Regions from separate parts of the Mus musculus genome. Here region 2 is linked to region 1. The links are chromatin loops, found by intact Hi-C in ENCODE. Cell type or tissue: gastrocnemius. All regions are shown on one strand. Links, peaks and the distances in the headings refer to the core of each region. The heading gives the core; the rest is flanking DNA. Region 1 has its middle 6.0 kb from the start of Gm35582. Region 2 overlaps Gm35695 (predicted gene, 35695).

Region 1 (5,383 bases), core at 136-5,135:
TGAGCCACCGTGTAGGTGCTGGGAATTGGTGCTTGTCTTGTGTGTAAGAGACCCTCAGTTCTATGCCACATACTGAACCAGGTGTAGAATGTGGGGTCAGTGCTCTGCCTGCATGTGGGGTCATTCATCCTGCTACAGTAGCTGCTGAGGTGGCTGACAGCCCTGGGCAGGGACCCAATGGAACCCCGGCATCATGGTAATATATGTGAAAGCTGTATGCACCCGTTTGACCCTGCAGAGTCTGTCCTCTTGTTGACGGGCTCTGTGACCAACAAGACAAGATCACACTCCTCATCTTCAAGGCTGCTGCTTCTGGTGACAGCCCTGGTCAAGAGGTATAACCCAGACTTACCTTTAAAGTCTGTGTCCACAGACACCCAAGAGCAGGGACCTGTTTGCCCTGCTCTGGACTCAATCCCCAGAGCTTTTTCCTTGCTGTGTGACTTTGAACAGGTTACTCAACTTCTCTGTGTCCAGGACTTCTCATTTATAGGGTGAGAATGGTACTTAAAGGGTGTGCCTCGGCCACACAGGGGTCTCATGGGAGTGTGTGCTTGCAGTGGACCGATCATTCTAAGCCCCATCCAGCTGTTTACCTTGGCTGTTGAAATTAATGTGGTTAGAGCCCAGTGTCTCCATCTCCCATATGTGGACTCTGCTACGTCCTGGCTTATCAATGGCTTTCCTGTCTTGAACCTTATACTCTCCTCCTGCCTGCTGATCTGGCTCTGTCGTGAGGTCCTCCACCAGCCACCCCTCCATGGCTCACTTCCTCCAGATCACTCTGTGTCTGGGGAGGATGGTGGGTGGTTTCCTCACCGTCACGCTGACCCAGCAGGAAGCTGTGGGCTTCGTTCACATCCGACTGTCAGCTACACAGCATTGCTGCACCCTATGTCTTGTGTAATGGAAGTGGACCTCAGCACCCAGCGCCACCGAGTCAAACTAGGCTCTGCAGTGACCCCACACTGACACCGTGGGGTCAAGTTTCTTCAGGCCGTGAAAGCACGAGTCTGCTCTACAAACAACCGGACTGATGTCGACATTGCAATGTGATGCAGAAGCCATTTGATACCTTTAAAAAAAAAAAGAAACGGGAAATGGAGTTTTCGTGTCTGCTGGTGCTGAAAATGGAGGATAATGACAGAATTATTAAAAACTGTCTTCTCTGCCTCAGACTAATTGCTTATGGTCCATGAGGCTGACTCTGGAATCCAGATGGGAAGCGCTGGATCCCAGGCCCGGGAGACAGGTGTTGGAAGGCCTCAAAGCCAGAGCCACAGATGTGTGGGATCTGGAGCTCCTTAGGTTCGGGATAGACCCTGTTCTTGGTGGGTCAGTTGTTACATTTGCAGGAAAGCCTGGATGGTGACAGCCCTGCAATTTGAAGATGGAACTGTGAGGCCCATGGTGGCTCTACAGTCCTGGGGTCGGTTGGGCTGAGGAAGGGAAGTGGATTTGTCTCTTGCAGGGCTTCTTCAGAGCCTTGAGTAAGATGGTGATGAGAGTTTGTATCAAACAGTGTTGGGAGCTTTCCCCTGGTACACATATGAGAAGGGGAATTGAGGCTTAGAGACAGCTCAGTCAGAGGGTCCCGAGGCATCAGATCTCCACCCCGGCCTATATGCTTCCTCCACTATCCTCTGATGGCTTGGGGAGGCCCCAGAAGAACCAAGCCACAACCTCCTGGGTGTGAAAGATGGAAGCTCTGAATGGCAGAATGGTTGCTAGTGCTCAAAGATGATTTGCTGAAGTGTCTTCTATCTGTCTGGTGGAGTCTCAGGCTGAGATGACTAGGGCCCTGTGCCAGTTGTGAGGTTATGGGTAAAGTACGCCCCGAAATTTCCCGTTGCAGAGGCTCAAAGGTGAGCTGCATCACTCTGTAGCTGTGTGATTTTTTTGGAAATTGTACTCAAACTTTCTGTGTCTAAATCATCCAGACTCATGGGTTTAATATTGAGTGTAATTTCAGTTAATAGATACAAAATATGGGAAAATCTTAAGACTTTGAGCCAAGTTATAAATATCTCTACTGCACATGAGTAGAGTTTAGAGTCTATTCCACTTCATGTTGATTGACAGGTCAGCCAGATGGACCCTGTTGTAGACAGAGAGGATAGTGAGTCTTTCCTAGAAAGAAAAGGCAGAGGAGTGGTGGTAAGCTTCTCCAGTGCAATTCAACCAGTGACCAGCAGATGGCAGAAGCAAGCCAGGAACCGAGCCTGGCCCTGCCCAGGTGCTTAGAGAAATTCTGTCTGGAGCTTTGTGAAGATTAGCTTTGTCAACTTGATACATCCTAGAATCATCAGGGAAAAGAGTCCCAAAGAGGAATTGTCTTGGTCAGGCTGGTCTGTGAGCATGTCTGTGGGGGATCGTCTTGGTTACATTAATTAATGTGGGAAGACCTACCCAGTGTGGGCTGCACCATTTTCCAGGCAGGGGCTCCGGGGCTAAGAGTCAAGAATGCTAGAGCATTTAGCAAGCATTTCCCTCTGATCGTGCCTGTGGATCTGAGGTGACCGGTGCTTCTGCCTTGGCTTCCCCACAATGAGGGGATGTAACCTGAAATTGTGAGCTAAAATTAACATTAACATTCCCCGTAAGCTGTTTTAAAAAGATTGACTTATTTTATGTGTACGGCTGTTTTGCCTGCATGTATGGTTGTGCATCTTGAGTTGGTCTGGTGCCTGAGGCCTGATGAGGGCTCTGGATTCCCTGGGGCCTGAGCCTTCAAGTGAGTGTAGGAATTGAACCCAAGTGCCCCAGGAAAATAGCCAGTGTTTTCATATACTAAGCCATGTCTTTAACACCCCCACCCCAGCTTGCTTTTTTGTTAATAGCTCTATCACAGCAAAAGAAACCAAATGAGAACAACTGTATGGAAACCTCCCGTATAAGAGCCATCTTTCATTCAGAAAGGGCCCTGGTCTGGAGAGCTCACTACCAGGTGGGTCGACTCCTACACTGATAAAACATTTGTCAGATCGCTCTGTGTAAGACTAGAGTTCCCTCTCTGGGCTCTGAATGTGGACATGTGTTTGTTTTATGCCTCGTGGTCAGGGATGGGGGTGGGGACAGCATGTGCCTGGCTAATGTAGCATTCCTGAATCCAAGTGTCCAGTGAGCGGCTATCTGCCAGGCACTTTGCTCTCTTCCAAGAGGACACAGCATAAGGGTCACTGGGGTTTGCATTGCAATCAGGTAGAAAGAAAACATCTAATAGGTGGGTAAGCAAGGCAAGGTAGAGTGGACAGGTGCCCGGTGCAAGAAAGCAAATATGGAGAGACTGTGGGGGAGCATCTGCAGGAGCAGGGAAGGCTGAGGCCTGGCTCCTGGCATCTGTGGGAGCAGGGAAGGCTGAGGCCTGGCTCCTGGAGGAGCTGTGGAGAACTCCACAAGCAGAGGGAGGGCCTGGGCTCATATAGACAGCTGGAGCTCCTCATGTTCATGAACGAGAGCAGAGGATAGGTAGCTGACCAGAAAATCTGGCCTAGGAGGGACAAGGGGGTGTAGGTGCCAATCTGCCCTGTAAACAGGGCAGGCAGGGGAGTCCTGTCTACAGAGAATGGGAGTCACTCAGTAGTTAGACAGAGCCATTTCACATGTCTCAGTCCGTGCAGGTTTGGCTCTGAAGACCTCTTTTTTTCTGAGTGGCCTCTTGTAGGAGGACTTCATTCCCTAGGGTGGCTTGGAATACACAGAGGGTTCCATGTGCTTCCACTGACACCACTGTTCCCTGCACACGCCTGGCCCTTGTGAAGTTGCACACCTGACTCCAGGGTCTCCCAGGGAAGCTGGGGGCAGACAGAATTGCAGGCATCTCCATCTCCCTGCCTCCAGCTTGTTCTGGCTCCTCCCTGGGGCAGGTTTGAAAGCCCAGACACGTCCTCCACATCCAAGCAAATAGTCACACTGACAATTCCTCCCGGGCTCAGGTTCAAGTCCTCATTAAGCTGTTAAGTGGGTGGGGATTTCACTTCCTTCTAGTGGCCCCTGCTTCGTGCCTTGGAACTCAGAGCAGCTGTTGAAGCTCACGGCAGCTGTCAGCAGTTCAGAGCTGAGGCCTCGTCTTGGGTGGAAGTGGGGAAGAGGAGTGAAGAAAAGCTGCGAGGGCCGGGATGAAGTGGGATGAGGCCAGGGGAGGGCAGGGATGGAGTGGGGTGAGGCCAGGGGAGGGCAGAGCAGAAGACTGTACATGGCCAGTGGACAGGGACTGGGTGTTCAAGCAAGGAATTGCCACAGACACTGGTTTCCTGCTTGGGTGGCTCTTTCAGGCCATTTTACACACACACACACACAAAGACATGTATCTGAGCATATACATCATGATACACATATGTATGTACACATATATGCACATGCGTATACATAGGTATACATTTGCATGTACACTCATGCCTGCATATACACACAACACATATATACACATACATGTGTGCATAGGTATATGATGATGTCATATATGCATACTCATGCATACATATACACAGATACAAGGCTAGAGCTATTGCCCAGCATTATAGTGCTTACTTGCCTCATATCTGTAAGGCTCTGGGTTCCATTCCCCAGCACTAAAAACAAACCCATGTGAATGATCATGTATATCTTATCTACAGCTATGCTTGCTACATACATGTGTGTGCACACATGTCTGTGTGTATATGGATGTGCATACTCATAGACCTATCACATGTCCTCATCTATCTCTGCTGTATACAATTATATAGCACAGACTTGGCACTCATGCAGTGTGCCTGCACACAACTGTACAGATCCATAAAGATACATACATGTTTGTGGATTTGCATGCTTTAGTACATACATTTGCATACACACACACACACACACACACACACACACACACACACACACAGCTACAGAATGCCCCCAATACTCACTGTTACAGCATACATACACACACACAGACACACAGACTCTCTCTTTCTCTCTCTCTCTCTCTCTCTCTCTCTCTCTCTCTCTCTCTCTCTCTCTCTCTTTCTCTCTCTCTGCTACAGTTTGAATATATATGTTTCTCCACGATTAGTACCTTGCAGCCTAGACCTTGATGTGACAGTATTACAAAGTGGGCCTGAGGGGGCAGTTAAGTCAGGAAGTTAGAGCCCTTACCAACAGGATCAATAACAGGTGAGCAGGAGGGAACTGGCTTAGACCCTTCCGTGGTCCACCTTCTGACATGTGCAGACACAGAACTGAGGAAGCAGGCACAAAAGCCATCTTGGATGATGGAGGCACTGGCTTCAGCTTCCAACCTTCAGAACTGTGATATGTATGCTTCTACATTCATTATGTGTCTATTTTATTATAGCAGCATGAACAACCAAGACATGATCTACATACTCATATTTATACATGTACATGCACA
Region 2 (5,383 bases), core at 301-5,300, 160 kb after region 1:
CATTATTACCTCTAAAGTTAGAGAGACTTTGCAGATGTGGTTGGGTTCAGGGCTTTGAGATGGGAGACCATCTGGCTTACTGTAGATTCACATCATCTACAAAAGAAAAAGCATGACCATGGGCTGACAACTGAAAAAGAAGCTGCAAAGGGCAGACTCAGCTGCAGCAGATACCCGACCTATCATCAATTCTGAAGATGGAGAATGGAGCCACAAGACAAACATGGAAGATGACTCTCTGGCTGGGGGAAGGCCCTCAAGCCTTTCAGCCAGCAAGGGAAAGGGACCACCATGCAGTGTAAGAAAGGAACTGTGTTCTTGCAGAGTGCTTGGGGAAACAGCCCACCCAGAGCCTCCAGACAGGATCAGGGCCAGATTCTGTTCATGAAACCTGGGCTGGCCTTTTGGTCTCCAAAGGCATGAGGCAGCAATATCAGGTTTACCTTGCTAAGCTTAAGGCAGAGTAGAAGTAGAAAAGTAACATAGAAGCAGAGCTTGCACCAAACTAAGGTAGTGGACACTCAGTCAACCATGGCCCATTGCTCAACTGTGGACACTCAGTAAACTGTGACCCATTGCCCAAGTGTGGACATGGTCAACTGTGGCCCATTGTTCAAGTGTTGACACAGTCAACAGTGGCCCATAGTCCAAGTGTTGACACAGTCAACTGTAGCCCATTGTTCAAATGTTGACACAGTAAATAAACCATGACTCATTGTCCAAGTGTGTCCCAAAGCTCTCATGGAGCTGATAGGTCTCATTTGCATCCTGCCTTTAAGTCAGAAACGACCCACCTCAATGTGCAGGGGATGCCTGTGTTCACTCCCCTATGGAAGTACGGGTTCTTGCCTGTTGTGTCCCAGCCATTGTCTGCCTGGCCACCAACTTCTCTGAACCTCTGTGAGATTGACACTTGTGAAGACCACTGATGAGCAAGATGATGGACTATTCATCTTTCTACTCCTGGATGATGTCACACGATCTTCTTCTACTTCTTACTTACCAGTGTTATCACCATGATGGGGGTTATTCTTTTAATTTAATTTTAAAAAAGGTTTATTTTTTATTTTATAGGTATGAGCATTTTTGCATGTCCAGTAATGAAGGCTCAAAGATGGAGCTGAATTCCCTGGCATGGGGTTCCTGGATGGTTTTAAGCCACCATGTGACTGTAGGGAACCCAACCTGGGTCCTCTGTGAAAACAGTGAGTGCTTCAGCCCTGAGCTCATCGTTGTTGTGTTTCCATAATACCCCAGACAACAGTTGGGAGTGTTTTCACCACAAAGAGACAGCAAGTGTTTATTGTGTGCTGATTACTACCTTATCATTACACAATGCACACATGCATCAAAACATCACATTTTCCCATAAATATGTACAATTATATGTCAATCAAAAGTAACGTAAAACAAGAGTAGGAAAGGCCTGGTGAGATAGGAGTATAACGCCCCACACTACCTCACAGGGTTTGCTTGCTCATCAATCATGACTAGCTCCAAGGCCACTGTGCAGGACATGAGGTGTCAAGAATTGTGGGATTATAAAAAAGGACAGAGAACAAAGAAAGAGGGGGAATTCCTTTGATTTTTAAAAAAGAGATAAACTGGGTCAAAAAAAGAAATATAGCTTAAATCTGTATTGTAAGCTAATTCCATTTTGAAGTCTTTTGGGAGACCTTGCATGTTCATTGCTATAAAGCCTTGGCACGCTGAGGATATCCCTCCATACACTGACATTTCATTCTAAGTTAATGCGCAAGGCCATGCCTTGCTTTTCTGGAAAGGAAAGGGCTGAGGATGGGAGGAAGCCCAAAACACATTGCTTTAAAACTCTACTTCCGAACGCATCCACTGTGTGACATTTAAGTCAGCAACAATTAGCCACAGCAGTCACAGGCATGCAGAAAGCCACGAGCCAAGCCTGTTGGCATGGGTGCCTTTCTGTAGCACATGGGTTAACCCTCAAGGTTCAGAATTCTCATGTTCCCTGAATGTGCACATCACCTCTCTTCAGTGGCTGTGTGTGAAATTTCCTCTGTGCATCTCTCCTGTCCCCTTGGACTGCTAGTCATCCTTACCCATCTCTCCTGTCCACTAGGATCCCCAGTCATACTTACCCATCTCATGTCTGCTCAGATTCCCTGTCATTTGGGACAGATACAGAAACCTAGAGTCTTGGAGGTCTGATTCTATCTAGAGGCCACAACCCTGGGCCTTAGTATCTTCACTTGTGTGCTGTGCGATGGTGACTCTCCTTCTTCCTCCCAACAGACTCAGGAAAATGTGTTCTCCTCCTTGCTATCATGGAATAGAGATTACCTTGTTTCTGTAGCCATGGCAACCAATTAAACAGAGCAGTGGTGAGGTAGCTAGGTGTATGGTAATGGCAATAGTAATGGAGATATTTATTGATACGCCCAAACAGGAAGAGAGGAGAGGGCCACCCGAGCTGCCTGTGTTCCATGCATGGTTCCCCTTCCCTTTCCCCAGCTGAGGTGGTCTTGTGGTGAGCTGGAGTGTACAGGATCGAGGTTAGCTAGCTGATGAAAGGGGGGTTCTAGGCTTCAGCCTTTGTGAATGTCATCATCCTTGGTGGGTTGAGACTTTACTGGGATACAGCTTTGGGGTTCCCCACACCCACTGATGCTGTGTAGGCAAGCCAAAAGACTCATTGGTCCCTTAAAGTTGATGTTGGTGGAGTCCTTACTCTGGTGTCGAGTCTGGGGTAAAGACATGTCTATTCACATCTCCATAGGCAGGAAAACCTAGGGCAGCAGCAGGGGCACTGGAAAGCTGTGGGAGAGCGCTGAGGTGCTGTCAGCAGGAACAGTGCAGGTACAGTTCTTGCCTACACTTGTTTCTCCCAGCAGTCTGAGAACCTGATTCTGACCCAGTCTGGTGTTTTCCATTCCCCACCTCAGAAGCAAATTAAGGGCGGAGGGAGGGGGGACAGGTCTGTATTGGCTTACAGTCTAACAAGGTGGGGAAGACCGCAGCCCAAGTGTATGCTAGCTTTCTGTATTGTATTGTATTGTATTGTATTGTATTGTATTGTATTGTATTGTATTGTATTGTATTGTATTGTATTGTAGTCAGGAAGCAGAGGCTAGATAGGAATCAGGACCAGTCTAAATAGTGTCAAGGCCCACCTCCACTGACCCACTTCCTCTTTCTAGGCTCCACCATCTGAAGTTTCCATAGTCTCTTGAACAGCGCCACCTGCTGGAGACAGAGTCTTCAGGCACACGAACCTCTCTCAGGGTTGGGATTCCACATCCAAACCGCAGAAGCTGGTCTTGCCAGCCTGCTGTCAGCCTCTCAGCTCTGGCCACTCCATCCAAGGACCGCTGCTGTCTGCTAGCAGGGTGAGGAAGATTTAAGATGTCATCTGTCCCCATCAGTGCCCTAAGTATACAGGGCTGAGTGGTTGCTCTCAAGCTGTTCCCACCGGGCAATGGAACCATTCCTTACTTACTGGTTTATTAACAAAAAAACATTTCCTAACTCACTATTGTAATAATAATGATTATTGCAATTCAAGGCTGTCTGAATTACTATTTTTTATCTTCTATTACCAGTGTCATTAATAATATGTGAAGGTCTATGCATCTCCATCCTGAAGTTTTGAGCCACCTGAGCCAGCCATGGGGATATTTGTACTTACTCTGTCCTGTAAGGGAGCTCTTGGGACTTGGTGTCACCAGGCCAGCCTGGTGCAGAGTTGTATCCCTGAAGGTATACCCAGGTAGCTGAATGTCTCTGTCTCCTGCCACATCCTTGACCACATACCACATAGCCATGGGCAACTTGTGAGATCCTTGTGAAACAGGGGTGGATATGGGGCCTCTGGAGGGATTCTGTCTTTGGAGGAGTTTTGTGATTGTGGTAAACAGCACAGAACAAGAGGAGAGATGGGACATGATTGTCACTGACTTTTGTGCCTCTTAAGGCATCTGGGGGAATGGGAATGGTATTTGCAGAGTCTCTGCATAGACTCAAGAAAGTTGATGCCTTTCATGAAGCCTCCGTCACCATGAGTTAAGGCTAATAAAAAGTAAAATGTACACTAGAGATCTTGGTATCATTCTGTCAAATTATTCTATGCTATTGAAAATAATTCCAAAGTCAAGCATTTTCAGGAATAAGGTTTGAATTACACTCTAATCAGGACTTCGTGGGGTCTAGAACAGGACATCTGCAGAAGTACTGACATGCACGCACTCAGACAGCAGTCAACTGGAGATCTGCAGCAGCTCCCAGCCTGGGCCTCCTTGTCTGGCAGGTCCATATCACCCCTGTCCAGGTTCCTTGGCCCCGAGAGTCAACTTCAGCACTCAGGCTTGGATTCATCCTTAAAATAATCACTTCTCCGATTCGGTCGATGCCATCCTAATCCACACACCCCTACCCGCTCTTGATTTCTCTGGAGCCGACAACTGGTGAGATCCTCTCAAATGAATCTTGAACGTGCAGAACTCAAGGCTGACTGTCCCCCAAGTATTCTATGGTTTGCCACAATGGGTCCTTATTCCTCTGTTTTTGCTAGCTGGACAGGGGCAGGCTGTAGGAAGAGCACGGTTGCACAGAGATCCTCCCTTAGGGAAGCCAATATCCAAGGGGCAGAAGGGGAGGACCTCTGAGCCACTTTCATTAGAGAGATGAGCAAGCATGGTAGGGACTGACCCACAGGCCCCGTGACAGTGTCCCCAAGGAAAGTTTATATTAGAAAGCAGCAGGGAATAGAACCATGGCTGGGGGCATGGAGCTCTGCCTGCTGTCATCAAATCAGGTACCCAGTGTGAGAAGTGCTTCGGGTTCTCCTGCTTGCTATGTTTGAGGAGAAAGCGCTTGTGTCGGGTGGCACTTACCTGCAGAGGTAAGAGACAGACTGTGTGTGCTCAAGTCAGAACACCGGAAAGCTTCCGAGGCTGTGTCAGATAGAAGGTGGAGTCAAGGGGAATCCTCCATGGGTCCTCTCTGCAGACGGCAGGAAGGGCCTTCGGATCTGTAGTGGGAGCTCTCAAGCAACTCAGAGAGGCGTACCTGAGTGGATTAACCCAAGTCATCCCCGAGAGCGCTGACCGGGCATAAGTGACTCACCATTATATATTAGCCTTTAAAACTTTAATAAGGCTCCTCTTAATGTGTAAAGCCAATATTTTCCTTTCTCTGTGTTGGAAAGAGTTGTGCTTTGAGGATGACCAGATCTGCCTGTGAGTGCTGTAGTGTCTTGTGTCTGTGGGCTCCTCAGGAGCCCCAGACTTCTGCAGGACCAGGTCACACAGGGTTCCTGACTGGGTGGTCCACATACCTCTTCCTATCCCAAGGCAATATCTCCTAGTCTATCATCTCATTAATAGGTATTTTGAACATCAGTTACCCA

Evidence for each region. Peaks named below come from ENCODE experiments on the same cell type or tissue, not always from the same donor. Only the 100,000 strongest peaks of a DNase experiment are listed, where the experiment ranks them.
Region 2: a loop joins it to region 1, with 6 times the contacts of the local background. A loop is called at or near these places in 20 of 42 quality-filtered maps.

What each region holds. Positions count from the first base shown.
Region 1 is chr2:178,505,392-178,510,774 of GRCm38, forward strand. No RefSeq gene overlaps it. Among named protein-coding and RNA genes, the nearest start is that of Gm35582, 6.0 kb to the left of the region's middle. In gastrocnemius, for the core only: no CTCF peak of the experiment used is centred there; DNase peaks (open chromatin) are centred at 2,196 and 3,178.
Region 2 is chr2:178,661,968-178,667,350 of GRCm38, forward strand. Gm35695 (predicted gene, 35695) reads left to right here. Exons shown (of 4, transcript NR_166157.1): 3 at 1,075-1,205; 4 at 3,177-3,540. Among named protein-coding and RNA genes, the nearest start is that of Gm35695, 5.3 kb to the left of the region's middle. In gastrocnemius, for the core only: a CTCF peak has its summit at 3,244 (motif pointing left); a DNase peak (open chromatin) is centred at 3,244.